Regions from separate parts of the Homo sapiens genome. Here region 1 is linked to region 2. The links are chromatin loops, found by intact Hi-C in ENCODE. Cell type or tissue: dorsolateral prefrontal cortex. All regions are shown on one strand. Links, peaks and the distances in the headings refer to the core of each region. The heading gives the core; the rest is flanking DNA.

Region 1 (5,809 bases), core at 3,249-5,748, 130 kb before region 2:
TTAAACATTCTCTTTCAGCAAACCATAATGCATGAATTCTAGAATGTACAAGTTTTTACATTTAAATATCTCTGAAATAAGATGCATTTGAGAATAAATGATTCTTAGGTTCCATGAAATGCAATACGTTATTGCTTTGGTGTATTAGCAATGCTCCAGTGGCCTGGAAAAGGCTGCAAAGGCACCTGACACATGCAGCCAGGTCCGTCATCTACTTCCTATCTGTTACTTTACCAAGAAATAATAAAACCAACAAAAAGAACTACCAGAAATAATGAAAACAGGGTTGCTTTTGATGAAAGAGGCTAAAGATTGGTTTTTGAAAAATGAACCAATATCCAAAAACCTTAAATCAAATGCCCTGGCCTGCTTTGTCCCTTACACACCTCACGCACCTGTTCTCTGGCCACTCTGGCCGTAGGGGCTAATCTTGTTCTTGCCTGGGGCCTTTGTCCATGCCAATATCTTTGCCAGGAATGTTCTTCTCTCTGCTCTTTGTCAGGCTAATTTCTCTCCTGTCTTTCATTTCTTCCCTTATATGTCACCTCCCCAGAGAAATTCTCTGACTCCCAGAGTAAAGCCAAAACCCCATGATCTCACTTTGCCTGCATTATACTTACAATTTGTAATTATTATTATTTTTGAATGTATTAATTGCTGTCTTCCTTAATATATTCCTGACCCTAGGTCAGGAGCTCTCCCTAGGGCAAGGTGGCTTCCCATGATGGATGCTGATGAAAAAAATTAAGTGAGAATAACAAAAATGAATGAACGAACAAACAAATAAACAACCCCAGCAGTACACACACAACATATCCTGCTATTTTTTGATACATTTGATATATAAGATTTGGAAGACCACACGGGTTCAGAAGAGTCTTGGCAGCAGTTTAGGTGCCAGTGAGGGAATTCAATTCATTTGTTACCAATATTTGATAGTAAAATATTTGACCCTTTATATCTATAATAAAAAATGCAGGCTGGGCGCGGTGGCTCACACCTGTAATCCCAGCACTTTGGGAGGCCGAACTGTGTGGATCACCTGAGGTCAGGGTTTCAAGACCAGCCTGGCCAACATGGCAAAACCCCGTCTCTGCTAAAAATACAAAAATTAGCCAGGCATGGTGGCGCATGCCTGTAGTCTCAGATACTTGGGAGGCTGAGGCAGGAGAATCACTTGAACCCAGGAGGCGGAGGTTGCAGTGAGCTGAGATTGAGCCATTGCACTCCAGCCTGGGTGACAGAGCGAGACTCCATCTCAAAAGAAAAAAAAATGCAGAAATCTCTTTGCTACTACAAGTTCAGTTTAGTTGAAATTAGACGTATGTGTGTTTATTTCTGTATCCCATTTAAAACAACCTTGAAAGCTTTGTTTTTGGTATACAGGAATTGCTTTAATTGCTGGTCATTTCTTTGAGAAGAATAAGAAGAAAGAATATTAAGGAAGAGGTAATGGACAGCAGAGATATTTTTGCAACAAGCCTTAGAAAGATAAAAGAAACATGCAGAAAAACACTGAATTGCACAATTGCATTGTCCAAAAAGAAAGAAAGATTTTTGTAAGAGGGGCTATGGTGATGTTAGTGGTTGGCAAGGATACAGGAGAAGATATCTCAGAATCATACAAAAAGTATAGAATATTTGCAGGGAGGAAGGAGGAAAAAATATTTTGTTTTCATAAATTATAACCTATTATAAACTCCTACCTTAAGGAAGGAAGATCCTGGGAAATTTCCAGCAAGTCTTGTCTGGTCAGGAACTCTATGTGAGGTTGTACATGCTGTGTCCTGCATGAAGAGTTCAGTTAAGGTGGTGGGAGGGAACTCCAGTTCAGGCCCTGCTCACTAAGCCCTGGAGCAAAGGTGTCTTATTCTCAAGAACACAAAGTTCTCATGGGTGCTAGCAGAGGCCCTTGGCTACAGTCAATGGAAAATAATATTACAGCATGTTACTACTAATTTCAGATGTTTCTTTAGAGAGCCATCTTTATTATTTTTAATTTTTAAAATAATACTATTTTTTTTTCCTCCAAAGATTTCAGGTTCCTGTGAGGTACTGAGGAGTTAACTCCTGAGGTTGGGGAAAATGGCCCTTGATCTGCCCTTTCCTTTTATTTGAAAGACTCTCAAATTATGTAATAATAAACCTTTGTTAATGTCCCTAAAACAGGATTGACTATAAAAGACAATTCAAGATATGCCAGATACATTTGGGTTTCATCCAAAAAAGTTTAGTTCCTGAAGCACCAGTTTCTTTGTCCTTTGTAAAATGGCCTCACCCTTAAAGGATTTCATAACGAAGTTGAAAACAGAGTTATATTGAAGCATGGCTATAGCATCTGCTTAATTTAGAGCAGATTCTATTTACAGGGAGTCAGAAACTATATTATAGTCCATTGTGATAATAGTTTCTCCTTGTTCCATACATGTGTATATTACTGTTGAATTATATGTTCTTTAAAGACATATTGAATGAATCATCATTACAGCTAACATATATTGATAAATTAATAGATGCCTGGCACTGAGCTAAGTGATGATTTTTATATGAAGCAAAGGTACCCTTCTTTACTGTTGATGCAGGAATGTTAAATACTCTGCAAGGCAGGGATAATGAAAAAAGTTTAGGTATTCGAGAAGGATAATTCCTGTGTATAGAAGCTTGGGATGACAGAACTTCAGCATTAACTTGTAAAAATAACACATAGATTGGGCACAATGTGGTCGTGCTTATTGCTCTAAACTTAAAATTGATTAAATATTATATAAGGTTGGTGTTACGCTTCATGTAAAATTATGTTCTTTAGAAAATATATTGCAAAATCTGGCATATCATCTATGGTCCTATAAAAATTGACACATTTTTCAAAAGGTGGTGTAAAAGGGAAGGATTTAATTGCAGTAGTTACTTAAATGTTTATATGCACAAACACAGATACTTCTCACCATTCCATCATCTACTGATGTATAACAAACTACTACAAAATTTAGTGACCTAAAGCAACAGCCATTTTATTGCATTTCACTCTTCTGTGGGTCAGAAATCTGAGCAGGGCTTTGCTGGGTAGTCCCTTTATTCCAAGTAGGGTCGATGGAGGTCACTGAAAGGTATTCAGATGGTGGATGGGTTGGTCTGGAGGATTCAATAAAAAAAAAAAAACAAAAACGTGGAATCCAGCAGGGGATACTGGAAGGTAGGCCTCAGCTGGTACCATGACCAGAGGATGACCAGAGGCCACACACAAGTGGCCTTTCTAGGAGTATGGCAGTCTCAAGCTAGCTGAACTTTTTACATGGCAGCATGGGGCTAACAGAGAGAATATTCCAAGAGACCCAGTGGAAAATGCAAGGTTCCTTATGGCTTAACTTAGAAAATCCTGGACTATCACTTCTTTCATATTCTATAGTTAAGCAAGTCACTGAGGCCAGCTCCTTCAAGAGTAAGGAATAAGACTACTTCTCAATGGGAAGAGAGCAAAGAACATGTGGCCAACTTTAATCTACATACACCTAAACCAACAGATGGAGCGCCTGGGACACAACAACTATCCTTAGACTTTCCACATCAACAATCTCGGAACACTTAAGGCTGGATGGACAATATCTACTTCTGCAATGTGTTCCGGTCTTCTACCAACGGAAAATCGAATTCCCAGCTTTGAGCAGTTGGATTCCTGTGGTATGTGGCTGCCCCACATCTTCTTCTGCTAAGCCATTATAATCAAAAAGTATTTTTTTTGGCGGGGGGTGGGGGCAATGGAGTCTCACTCTGTCGCCCAGGCTGGAGTGCAGTGGCCTGATCTCAGCTCACTGCAACCTCCACCTCCCGCGTTCAAGTGATTCTCGTGCCTCAGCCTCCCAAGTAGCTGGGATTACAGGCGCCCGCCACCAAGCCAGGCTAATTTTTATATTTTTTTGTGGAGATGAGGTTTCGTCATGTTGGCCAGGCTGGTCTTGAACATCTGACCTCAGGTGATCTGCCCGCCTCGGCCTCCCAAAGTTCTGGGATTACAGGCGTGAGCCACCGCACCCGGCCCCAAAAGTCTTTTTGTGCACCCCGTGTCTATTTCTTATTAGTTTCAGAGCTTTTCCCAGTCATAGGATCACAGAAGGTCAGAGCTGGAAGGGCTCCCAGAGATCTGGTTTCATTTTACAAATGAGGAAGTTTAGGTTCATGTGACCTACTTAAAGTCAGAAACTGATTAGTGACAGAGCTACAGCCTAGATGTCTTGTTGCAGTGCATGAAGAGCTTAGGTAATCCTGATTTATCCATGGAATAGGCAGCTGGTTTACCTGATTCTTCCCTTAGAAACAGTCCATCTAACATGATTTGGCTTCCTACTTCATCATGAAACATTTGAAAAGAAACTATTCATTCCAAGTTCAACAGTTTAATCTTCAAATATCTAGCTCATCTTTCTTAGTCCATATTTAACAAATGTTTACTGAGCATCCACCAAGTTGACAGCACTGTAAATACAGACACACTTTCAGACGGGGGCTGCCTGCAAAGAGGCTTCCCTTCTAGTTAGAAAGCCAGAAGACACATTTTACAACAGTCACTTTTCTCTGGGTCACATATTTGATAATACTACCTTATCTTTACGTACTTCTATAGGCTTATGCCTGTAATCCCAGCTATTGGGAGGCTGAGGCAGGAGAATTGCTTGAAACCAGGAGGCGGAGGTTGCAGTGAGCCGAGATCGCGCCTCTGCACTGCAGCCTGGGCAACAGAGGGAGACTCTGTCTCAAAAAGAAAGAAAAGAAAGAACAGAACAACAGAACAGAACAGAACAGAACAGAACAGAACAGAACAGAACAGAACAGAACAGAACAGAAAAAAGAAAGAACTTCCCTAACACAGTTCTCCCTCCTCCTTTCATTTGCAGAACAGACCACAGGGCCGAGGCTTCTTCCATTAGAAACAGCCCATCTGTTCTACTGATTCTGAGATTTTTGCCTACACGGAGCACCAATTTGTAGTGGGTGTAAGGTTACCCGCAAATCAATGTGATGGTCCAGTTGTTACTGTTCCTTTTGTTTCACGAGCGATTGCTCATTAGATGAGGTGACTGATAGCTCTGACTTTTTCTAGACCACAAGGACTCTAGGTGGCTGCCCTAAGTACAGTTGTGGCAGCTGGGATTTCCTGTTTATATGGTGCCCGGCACCATCAGCTTTTGTCCTCTGCTGCAGCTAAAGTGTCTTCCTCCTGGACCAGGGAGAGGGGGAGGGGGTGTGGACAGGACCCGCCTGCTGACGGTGACACCTCTTCGACACCACGTCCACGCCAGTCCTCAGCTCCAGGAGCTGGGCGGGATCCCTCATCCCGCTCAGCTGGGAGATGCCCCGGGAGGGCGTCCCCCGGCTCCGGGCGGCGAGGGTAGTAGCCGACCCCAATCCACTCCGGGGGCCGCCGGGGGCCGCGTGAAGGCAGGTGTTCCGGGGAGAAACGTGGAAGGGAGGCGCGGCCTGGGGCCGGTGGCGCTCGGCTGGGGGCCGCAGTTGGCTCCCCTGGGGGCTCTGGGCGGCGGCAGCTCCCGCCTGTGGGGAGGAGAAGGAGCCGGATGGGCGGGTTCAGGCGCGCGCGGCGGCGGTCCCGGGGCCGCCGGCTCCTCCCCGCGAGGGTGCCTGTCCGCCGCTCGCCGCGCTGAGGCAGTGCGGGGCGGGCGCGCCTAGGCTGCCGCCCAGCGCCCTCGCCGCGGCCATGCCCGGGCCCTAGAGCGCCTGCCGCAGCTTGCGCCCCGCAGCCCCGCAGCCCCGCGCCCGCCGCCGCCTCTTCAATGGGCAACCTGCTCGGCGGGGTCAG
Region 2 (9,319 bases), core at 3,138-5,637:
AAGCTAATGATCTGGGAAGGCTCCAAGGAGAAGCTGGAAATTGAAGAATGAGTAGAATCTGGGTGGTCTGAGAGGAGGCATCACTAATGAGGGAAGCAATATGGGCTCAAGCATAGTGTTGAGCCTGCCATATTCCTGAACTACAGAGACAATGTTTAGAGGAAAATGGGGTTTTAAGGCCACCTTATAAGCCAGGCAAAAAAGGTTCAATATGATGAGAGAACAAATAGAAAGTTATTAGGGGACTTTTATTTTAGAAACCTGATGTGATGAACGCAGAGACTAGTCTAGCAAAAGGTGTGCAAGAATGGAAGTGGGAAGAGAGAAAGACTTGAGGTGCTTCATAGGGGTCTGTTTAATAATATTAATATCTTATAGGGTTTTTGTGAGGAACAAGTGAGCTGATAGGAGAGAAAGTATTTGTCAAGAATAAATGCCCCAGAAAGTAAAATTATATTAAAATTCTGGGGGTAGGGGCCTCTCTGACCGTATCTCCATTGTTTTGGTGACACACACTTCTCTATAAAAGCAAATCTGGAGAGGAACTGTGGATCTATTCCTATAAGATCAAAGAAATCTCTTCCCTTCAATATTTGCAAAAGCTAGATCCCAAGGGAGAGAGACAGCTGCCATCCTTAAGCCCCTGCAAGGCTATAGATCAGTAATGCTAAAATCCAAAACTAGGATTCTGTCTTTGAGGCAGACCACATAATCAGTGTGTCTCAAAGTGAGTCAAGAAAGTATATAATTAAGTGCTAAATAAGGTAGTACAAGTAAGGAGGAGAGTAGAAGAGACAGCACCTGAGCCAAGGAGGTACATGATCAAAGTTATTACCTGGCACTGCAGCACTGCAGTCCACATCCTTCTCCTATCCCTTTCCCTCTGCTCAACAACTACTACTTCCATTGTGTCCAGAGGTACTTATCCCCTCCTGTGTTGTGTTGTCTTCCTCTCTTTTCCTTCTTCTACAGCAACTCTCCAGGACTAAAAAGGAAATTTGAAAAAGTTATTATAATAAATTAAAAGCTACATATATTAAATATATACCGTGTGATTTATTAGCTGATGTTTTAATTTATAATCTTACATAATTTACAAAACAACTCCTATGAGGCAGTACTATTATCCTCATTTTTCAAGTAAGGAAACAAACTTAGAGTCAAGGATGTAGGTTGAAGCCACCCAAGCAGTAAATGGCAAAACTAGGATTGCAATCAGGACTGGTTGACTCCTCAACCTATGCTTTGAACCTCTCTTCTAAACAATCACTGCCCCCCGACCTTTTTTTAACTGATAAGCTTGAAAATTCTCACATGTTGGGCATTTATAGATAGAGATTATAGGAGCCATTATATGAGTTTGTAGATTAAAGTTTTGACAACCAAGAACAGAGGTGCCTGGGCTTAGCCACACTTGCTTGCCAAATTATCTGCTTTAGGACTAAAGTTTTTGAAATCTGAGGCTTGAAGGATGTTGAAGGGACAGCCCTCCATCCACCATTCTTGTCTGTTCTCTCTCAGGTCATCCGTCCCTTAGGGTCCATTTCCAATCATTTGCTTGAAACGGTATATCCCTAGTTGAACAGAACGCTGGGACTGCCACTCCCACAAATCACCAACAGGTTAAGGAGGATGGTGGGAGTATCCCACTAGTAGGAGGGGTCTGTGAACTGTGGTCTCTTGAGCCTTGTGTCCCAAAGCAGCCTTAACTCTGCTTGTAGGTGGTATATTCTATGTTGATTTACCTGCAGAGGTGGTTTCATGAAGGGTTCCCTGGCCACATGGCCCAACTAAGAGATGATGCCAACATGTCTGGTGCTGTAGGGGAAATGATCAGAGCAGTGAGCATCTGGGGAGATTTTAATGTTCCTGGAAGAAAGCAACATGAGCATTACAACTGTGGCAAGAAAACTCTAACACTAATTCTTAAAATTTAGTGTAATTAACTCTCACTTCTGAAGGAGTTCATTAACCCATTTATGCCAGAGGTTGCACATTTTTTTGCGAAAAATCAGACCTTGGCAATGACCTCGAGCCGTAGGATATAAATAACTCCCACAAGCTCAGCATTCCAATAATGGAACACTAGGCATAAATGGGTTTTATGAACAGAAATTCTAGGTTCTGTTCACAGACATTCTGATTATGTAAATGTGGGATGTGCCCAGGATTTTGAAGTTTTGTAAGCACTACAGGTGATTCTGACACAGGTGATCTAAGGACTACACTCTGAGATAAACTGCTGTGATCTCTTACAAGATAGCCCAGCCAGCAAATCTGCACAGAGGAGAACCCATATTCTACAAAAATAGCCTGTTCAAATATCAATGCTAAGTTCTAGGTTGAGTGGTTACTTTGAAATAAGGCCACTAGGCTTTCCAGAAGTTGCCAGGTTTACAAATGGTGAAGTGGTGGGGGGGCGTTAGTATTTTCCTGATGTCACCAAATAGACCCTCAGAGGAATAAGGGCATCTCTCACTGCAGTCCACATTCCACATTATACCTCTTCTACACAAAGTGATTGTCTAGAGTGAAGACCTTCTTGGCAAGATGCTACTTCCAGTGCTTAATTTACATTTGGTGATACACTGACAATAATTTTTCCTCACTGTGGATTTTGATTTCAAAAGGTATACTTTCCTTCATGTAACTAAATTGGTTTATTTCAAGCTATTTTAAAAATGAATTTAAAAACAGCATTCAAGTGAGATATTATGGTTACGATTAGGCCATTTAATTAGACATCCAATCACAATGCAAACAGCTACTGATTATTTAAGAAATATACCTTTACAAACGTTCGTGTTCTTCAAACAAAACTAGGTCATAAAATGTACTACGTTAAATCAATACTGCTATCTTTCTCCTAGAAACCCTATCACTTGTCTTTGTCTCTTTTCAAATGCGTATACCTGTTTTAAAGCATAAACATTTAGGCTAGATACTGGAACTAAGCTCTGTTTTTCTGCCAGTTCTTTCTTTGATACTTTCATTCTCTCCACTAAAGCATGATCATCATTCTCTTTAAGGATGAACAAGATGGACTTTTAATTATTGTCATCTGAGTATTTTATTCAGCAAATATTGGTTGAGTATCTATACTTATGCACTTACTTTTGTAAAACACTTTTGTTGCTATAAGCTCCATGAAGAGAAAATGCCCAGTGGAGTACCTGAAATCTAGAATTCACTCTCATGAAATGGTGAGAAAACTGAAAGACTTTGTCATTTACAGAACAAAATAATTTCTCCTGTATACACTACTGACAAAGTACACATGCATTATTTAAGAGAATTTTGGTTATGAAAAATGTGTGATTTTACTGTTTAGAGAAAAAAATGCAGGTTATCATGATAACCAAAAGTTTACACACCATTGTCTTGCAATACAATCTGTGACGACAATATTTCAATACCATTGCCGGACTAAACCTTTAACATTAATTATTTATCAAAATTATACATGCCACTAACACATCTCAACAAAGAAGATTATGTAAGTGAGCTGCCTTGGCGTCAGTAATACTGAACACAGTAGCTATTTTCAATCCTTCATTAAAATTAGATCAAGATGTACTTGCATTATGTGTTGCTGTTCCTGTAAGGAAGACTTACATTAGTTTTAAGATTTACTTTGGGTATAAGTGACATTTTCCTCTCTTTTTTGACATTTCTTTTTCTTCTTTGTCCCCTCCTCCACTGCCCGCACCCCCCCAACCAAAAAAAGTTTTCAGTATAATACAGAAAACAAAAACACAAACACCTGCCCTGTTCACTCTCTCTTATGCATAATAAATGCTTTGTTCTCCCCCTCAACTGGATCCGGCAGGGATCGCCCGGGGGCACCTGCCACTTCACCCTCAGACTTGGCTCTCTGTCCCCACCCTGGCCCCTAGGATTCCAAATGGTGCAGCAAAATACGACAATCCTAAGGTTCGTAAAATAAGCAATGGATAGTGAAGGAAAGCCTTTAAATGTTAGTGTTTTAAAACATCAGACTTAAAAGTTACTTCTGAGTAGGCTGAAAGGTGAATCCAGGCGCATGTAAACATATCCTGGCCTATCGCTTGATAACTCGCGCACCGTGTTGAGGCCCTAGGAAAATCTCAAAAACGGAGATGTAGTCTAAAAACTGGACGACAGCATAGACCACGTTGCTGTGGCCCCACATATTACCCACGAGAAAAATCTAAGTGGTAAAGTCACTGGTCCAAGGTCAAGCTGAGCCAGTCGCAGGCAGGGCTAGTCCGCGACCTTCTAACCTTTCCATCTCCCACCCAGCCGCGCACAGGCCCTTGGTCGCGCCGGCACCCGAAGAGTTCCCACGGATACGGTTCCCAAGTCAGTGGCATGTCAGTGCCCTTCAAGCTACCGCAATTTTATTTGTTCTCCCCGCCAGCTCCATAAAGTATTAAAGGCTCTCTCCACGACTTCTTCCCAAGCCCAGGTGCCCTAAACCACTTGAGCCCACGGCGCCTAAAGCCGACTCACCCGCAGCCCGAGGTGCGGGAGCCCTCGGACGGACTCCGGCCCGCCCCGCAGTCCCCACCGGCCGCGCTGCGGCCCCGGCTGACGACGAGTCGAGAAAGTCACCCGCGATGACCGCGGACGCGAGGGGCGGGCCGCGTCGCGCCGCCCCGCGGAGGCGCCGCAAACTTTTCCCGGTTCGCAAGTTGCCGGGATCTGCGGCCGCGGACCGACTTCCTTCGCCGGCCACCGGAGGGAGGGGGCGCCCCTACCCCGGGAGGGGGCTGGGCGAGCCGGGAGACGGTCAAGTTGGGGTCGGGGGAGCGCGGGCGCTCCGCACTCTGGGGCACGCGGGGACGAGCCCGGCCGCATTGTCTGCGCGGCCTCGGAACAAGCACGGCCGGCGGTGGCACCGGCGGGCGCGGGGAGGAGTTGCCGTCCCCTTTCGCCGCCGCCGCCCACCGCGTTCTTTGTGTGTCTCTCGCCGCCCTCCAGCCGCTTCGCCGCTCGCCTGACAGCTGATGGGCTCACCGCGCCGGGTCCCGCGTCCTCTCGGCCGCAGCCGGCGGAGCCCGGCCCGGCAGGAGGAGGAGGGGAGAAGAGGAGCGTTGACAGATGCTGTCTTGGAGCGGGCACCGCCGGGGGAAAAGTCTGGACTGCCTCGGCGAGAAGCGGCCGGTAGGCAACCGGCCCCAGCCTCGCATTCGCCTCAAAGACCCCAATTGGCTAGGAGCCCTTCCCTCCGCAGCGGCTCGCGCAGCTCCGCTCTTGCGCCCCGCGCCCGGCTCAGCGGACGGACTAGCGCGCCCGGTCAAGAATCCTGGGGAACCCGCTCCGCCCCCTGGCTCCAGCGCCCTCCAATGATGTCGGCGTACAGAGGGCTGTTCCGCCCAATCAGGTGTCGGAAAGCCCAGCCAGTCCCCGGGAGTGTAGCCAATAGAAGGCGACTCCGGCAACACACCCGCCCTGATCCACTAGGAACAAACCGCTCCGAGCCCGGGTGGTGGGACCGATCCTGGAGCCCAGATCAAGCCAAGTCCGGCCAAAGCTGTGTCGCAAAGTAAGAATCTGAAGACAGGTCCGGTGCTTAAATGACTATTATTCTAAAGAGTTGAAGATGGGAACGGTGGACGCACAAAATCTTTACCCTCGGCTTAAAACGCCTTTTCTGGCAAAAGTTTGTGTATGAAAGAAAGCTGAACAAACACGTTGTAGCACTGTTTAAGTGAAGGCCTTTCCTTTTAGAACACTGCTTTACAATGCCTAATCAGCCGGCGCTCAGGTTGGTGCATTCAGAGACCCGAGCGTTTGTGTTCCTAATAAGTTTGCTAGAATGTCAGGTAACTGAAGCAGGTTAGTTTCTATCCTGCCCCAAAACACAGACTGTCACTGGCACCACCATGTTGTGGTTTTTTCCATGAATGAAAATATAAGAGTTCTGTATGTAAATCATCTTTATTGTGAACTTTATTTCTATAATAAAGTCACACAAACTATCTTTAGTGGAAGTTGGATGAAATACCGGAAAAGAAGAATGTAGAGATAGATGATAGATATGTAGGATATCTCTATCCATCTGCCACCCATCTATCTATCAAGAAAGGACTTGAGTAAAGCACTGGCTATAAACGACTGTACCTTTTGATCACAGGACCTTACAAATAATAGGCACACTAGTTATTTGTTTATTTGATTTGAATAGGATGACTCATTTGTTACTGTTCATATGAAGTTTATAAACTTCATTGAGTTGTTTACTGAAAGTGGACTACACCATGACGAAAACAGTATTTGGCAACACATATTTGCATCTTTTAAAATAAAATTACACTTATTTGTACTTCAAATAGTTACGTCAGTTTATTTCTTCGGGTAATAAACTGTGCATTTAAAAATTTTTGTACACATGTGGCATGTTCCTTCTTTATAAATTATTTTGATGACCAAATACATTTTTTAAAGGGTGATCTGTACAATGAACGGAAAGAAGAGAGAGATCTCAAACAAGAAAAATATGGCTATATTACCTCCTTGCTTTCGTGATTGAAACTCACCATGACTTACCACATTAAGTTCGGGGGATAACATGACCCCTGAAATAAAGTTTTATCAACAGATCCAGGTTCTGGATTGACCTTGAGCCAATCTCTTAATGACTAACTCTGTTACAAGAGAACAATACGCCTGGCTCTACCTGCCTCCTTGGGGTGCTGTAAGATCCCTCCAAGATAGTGTTTGTCAAGCACTTTGCTTTCTGTAAAATACTGTGCCAAGTGCAGAACAGTCTTAAATGTGTTATTATTCTCTGTTTATTATCAGAACATTAATATTTCCTCGACTGCACATTTTTTCAACTGAAGTATATTTTTGAGCCCATCAGTTTTCTCTCAAAATAGATCTGAATGAAACTCCTGCCTGTTCATTCTAGATCAAAGCAGTACTTTCAGGGTTTCTTTCTCTTTTTTAATGAAGAGGATGTTAGAAGAGAAGAATACTGAGGAAAGAATTCTGGATGGAAAACGTTCGAGAAATTTTATTCACTCTTAGTGTATTCCTCTTAGTATATTCCTCAAAAACAAGATGTATCATAATGTCCAGTTTAATACTCTGTTCATAATGTTTAAAAACTTAAGCAAGTTTCAATGTATATGCTTAAAATAAGTTAACGTATCCCATGTCTGCTAATATAGTTTTAGATGGAAGTTGTAAATGGCTGGGTCAAAGTTATACCCATAAATCAATTACTGAATTTTAAATTTTGGGGGCATTTATTGAAGATTCACTTATCACTTTTGTACTTGTCAAAGAGGAAAATAAATGTGTATTTTTAGATTCCATGTGTCATAATATGTTTACTTTTTCCCAGAATATGGAGTCTAGTACAGAAGTTTAATTACTACTTCAAACAAATGTACATATGGTAACACTAGAATGTAAAATTTGCTGAATTTAGTTGAACCAGCAGTTGTAATTTTCAGTTAATTAACTGTATGTATTTCATTTTCTGAGTGAAAATTGTGGAAGAATTTATCAATATGAATATGCATGATTTACTAAGTATAGTTAAGTCAAAACCAGTGTGTGGTAATTTCCTGATAATCGACAAGTCCATACCCATTTATTACATGGAAATGAATATTTCAGTGATTGTCTGGGTAATATTTGTGATTTCACTGTGGTGATGTTTCATTCACTAACTGATATTTTCAGTTTTTCATCAGCGATTTTCTCATCAGTTGTCCAAAATGGAACAAAAGAGCTGAAGCTATTTTAGAGAGCTGTCAGTTTTAGCACATTTTTAAATGTTTATGAGAGAAATTGACTTTGGGGTCGGTTTTAGGATTTATAAAGATGGTTTTAAAAAAATACATAGACATAGACATTGGTAAAGGTAATTAAAAAAATACATATACATCTTTTATAAGTTGCCTCACATGATCTGTGGTAATATGACTATAATATTATTTTCTCTGTATCTTTACATTTAATTTGCTATCATCTTAAGATTGCTTCATCAGTGAATATAACGAATAACTGGATTTATATCTTCTTGATTCTGATAGTTGAAATGCTTCGGAATGTCTTGTCTTGGACAAATCAGAGTTCCACGTGACTTCTCAACAAATAACCGAGTCTAATTCATTAATCTGAAAATGATGTTCTTAGGAATAATTAAATAATATCTATATAGAGAGAAGAGAAAAACGATTAGCTCTGTTTTTCTTTCTATTTCTTACATGGATGAGAGAAAAATGCCTTTGTGAATCACAACATCAGATCCCTTTAACTCTCCTTTTACAAAACTTATGTTTTGTTGATTTCTTGAACCCAACCATGTAGTTTCCTTATTGTGTGATGTATCTATGGCAGGAAACTTTTATATGCATATGGAGTAACAGAGAGAAAATTTCAGAAAACATTGGTGAGAGGCACATTAGACTCCCTTCTCCATTTTATCTTGGGTCACAGTCCCTCAGGAAAATTTCTTTTAGAGTTAAGTGTTAGGAAAAATTTTATTTTTTCTGAAATGAGATTTTTGCAGCTTCTCCTTCTTATTTCAACAACCAGGAAGCTTGGAACTAAATTTACAGCTTAATTTAGCAAGGTACGGCCTGCTTCACTGTAACTTTTTTCTTTTTTTAAATTTTAAATTTTTGTAAGTACATAGTAAGTGTATGTATTTGTGAGGTACGTGAGATATTTTGATGCAGGCATATATGTGTAATAATTCCATCAGAGTAAATGGAGTATCTACCACCTCAAGCATTAATCCTTTCTTTTGTGTTACAATCCAATTATACTCTTTAAGTTCTTTTAAAATGTACAATAAATTTTTGTTAACTTTAGTCACTCTGTTGTGCTATCAAATACTAGATTCACTCTAATTTTTAATAAACATAAGCTTTACCTTGCCATGGTTTATTACTATTCATATATGCATTATTAGCTTATATATTTGTATGTATGCATTTTATTGAAGCTCTGTAAAATACTTTCTGAAATGAGATGAAATATATATAACTAACATTCTGAGCCTCACATAAACTCTTGAGTATGAAGAGTTAAACACAACCAGAACGTGTAGAGAGAGCAATATGAAGGATACTGCTGATATTTCCTTCACAGAGAAATAGGATTCTAATTCACCAGGTATAATATCTCTAAACCTTTTCCAGAGAAGCAAGAAGAAAAATAGATGTACTTGACTGGGAAATTTTATTACATTTATTTATTTTTTTCTTTTATTTCCTTTTTGTTGTTGTTGTTGTTGTTGTTGTTGTTTGAGTCAGGTTCTCATTGTGTTGCCCAGGCTATAGAGCAGTGGCATGATCATAGCTCACGGCAACCTCAA

What was found. Hi-C counts contacts between places; a loop is a spot of excess contacts. Peaks named below come from ENCODE experiments on the same cell type or tissue, not always from the same donor. Only the 100,000 strongest peaks of a DNase experiment are listed, where the experiment ranks them.
Region 1: it touches region 2 in a loop (4-fold over the local background); 10 of 110 quality-filtered maps call a loop at or near these places.

The regions. Positions count from the first base shown.
Region 1 is chr6:71,283,154-71,288,962 of GRCh38, forward strand. It overlaps OGFRL1 (opioid growth factor receptor like 1), which reads left to right and starts at 5,658. Exons shown (of 7, transcript NM_024576.5): 1 at 5,658-5,809. The coding sequence starts at 5,784. It overlaps LOC124901339 (a long non-coding RNA gene), which reads right to left. Exons shown (of 6, transcript XR_007059640.1): 4 at 1,707-1,787; 5 at 1-731. RefSeq lists a silencer at 5,311-5,809. In dorsolateral prefrontal cortex, for the core only: a CTCF peak has its summit at 4,639; DNase peaks (open chromatin) are centred at 5,238 and 5,478; H3K4me3 peaks cover 1,303 bases; H3K27ac peaks cover 2,500 bases.
Region 2 is chr6:71,415,575-71,424,893 of GRCh38, forward strand. It overlaps LINC00472 (long intergenic non-protein coding RNA 472), which reads right to left and starts at 5,171. Exons shown (of 3, transcript NR_121614.1): 1 at 4,492-5,171; 2 at 1,746-1,818; 3 at 1-985. It overlaps LINC01626 (long intergenic non-protein coding RNA 1626), which reads left to right and starts at 5,453. Exons shown (of 8, transcript NR_121615.1): 1 at 5,453-5,527. In dorsolateral prefrontal cortex, for the core only: CTCF peaks have their summits at 4,638, 5,351 and 5,551; DNase peaks (open chromatin) are centred at 4,257, 4,727 and 5,367; H3K4me3 peaks cover 2,500 bases; H3K27ac peaks cover 2,500 bases.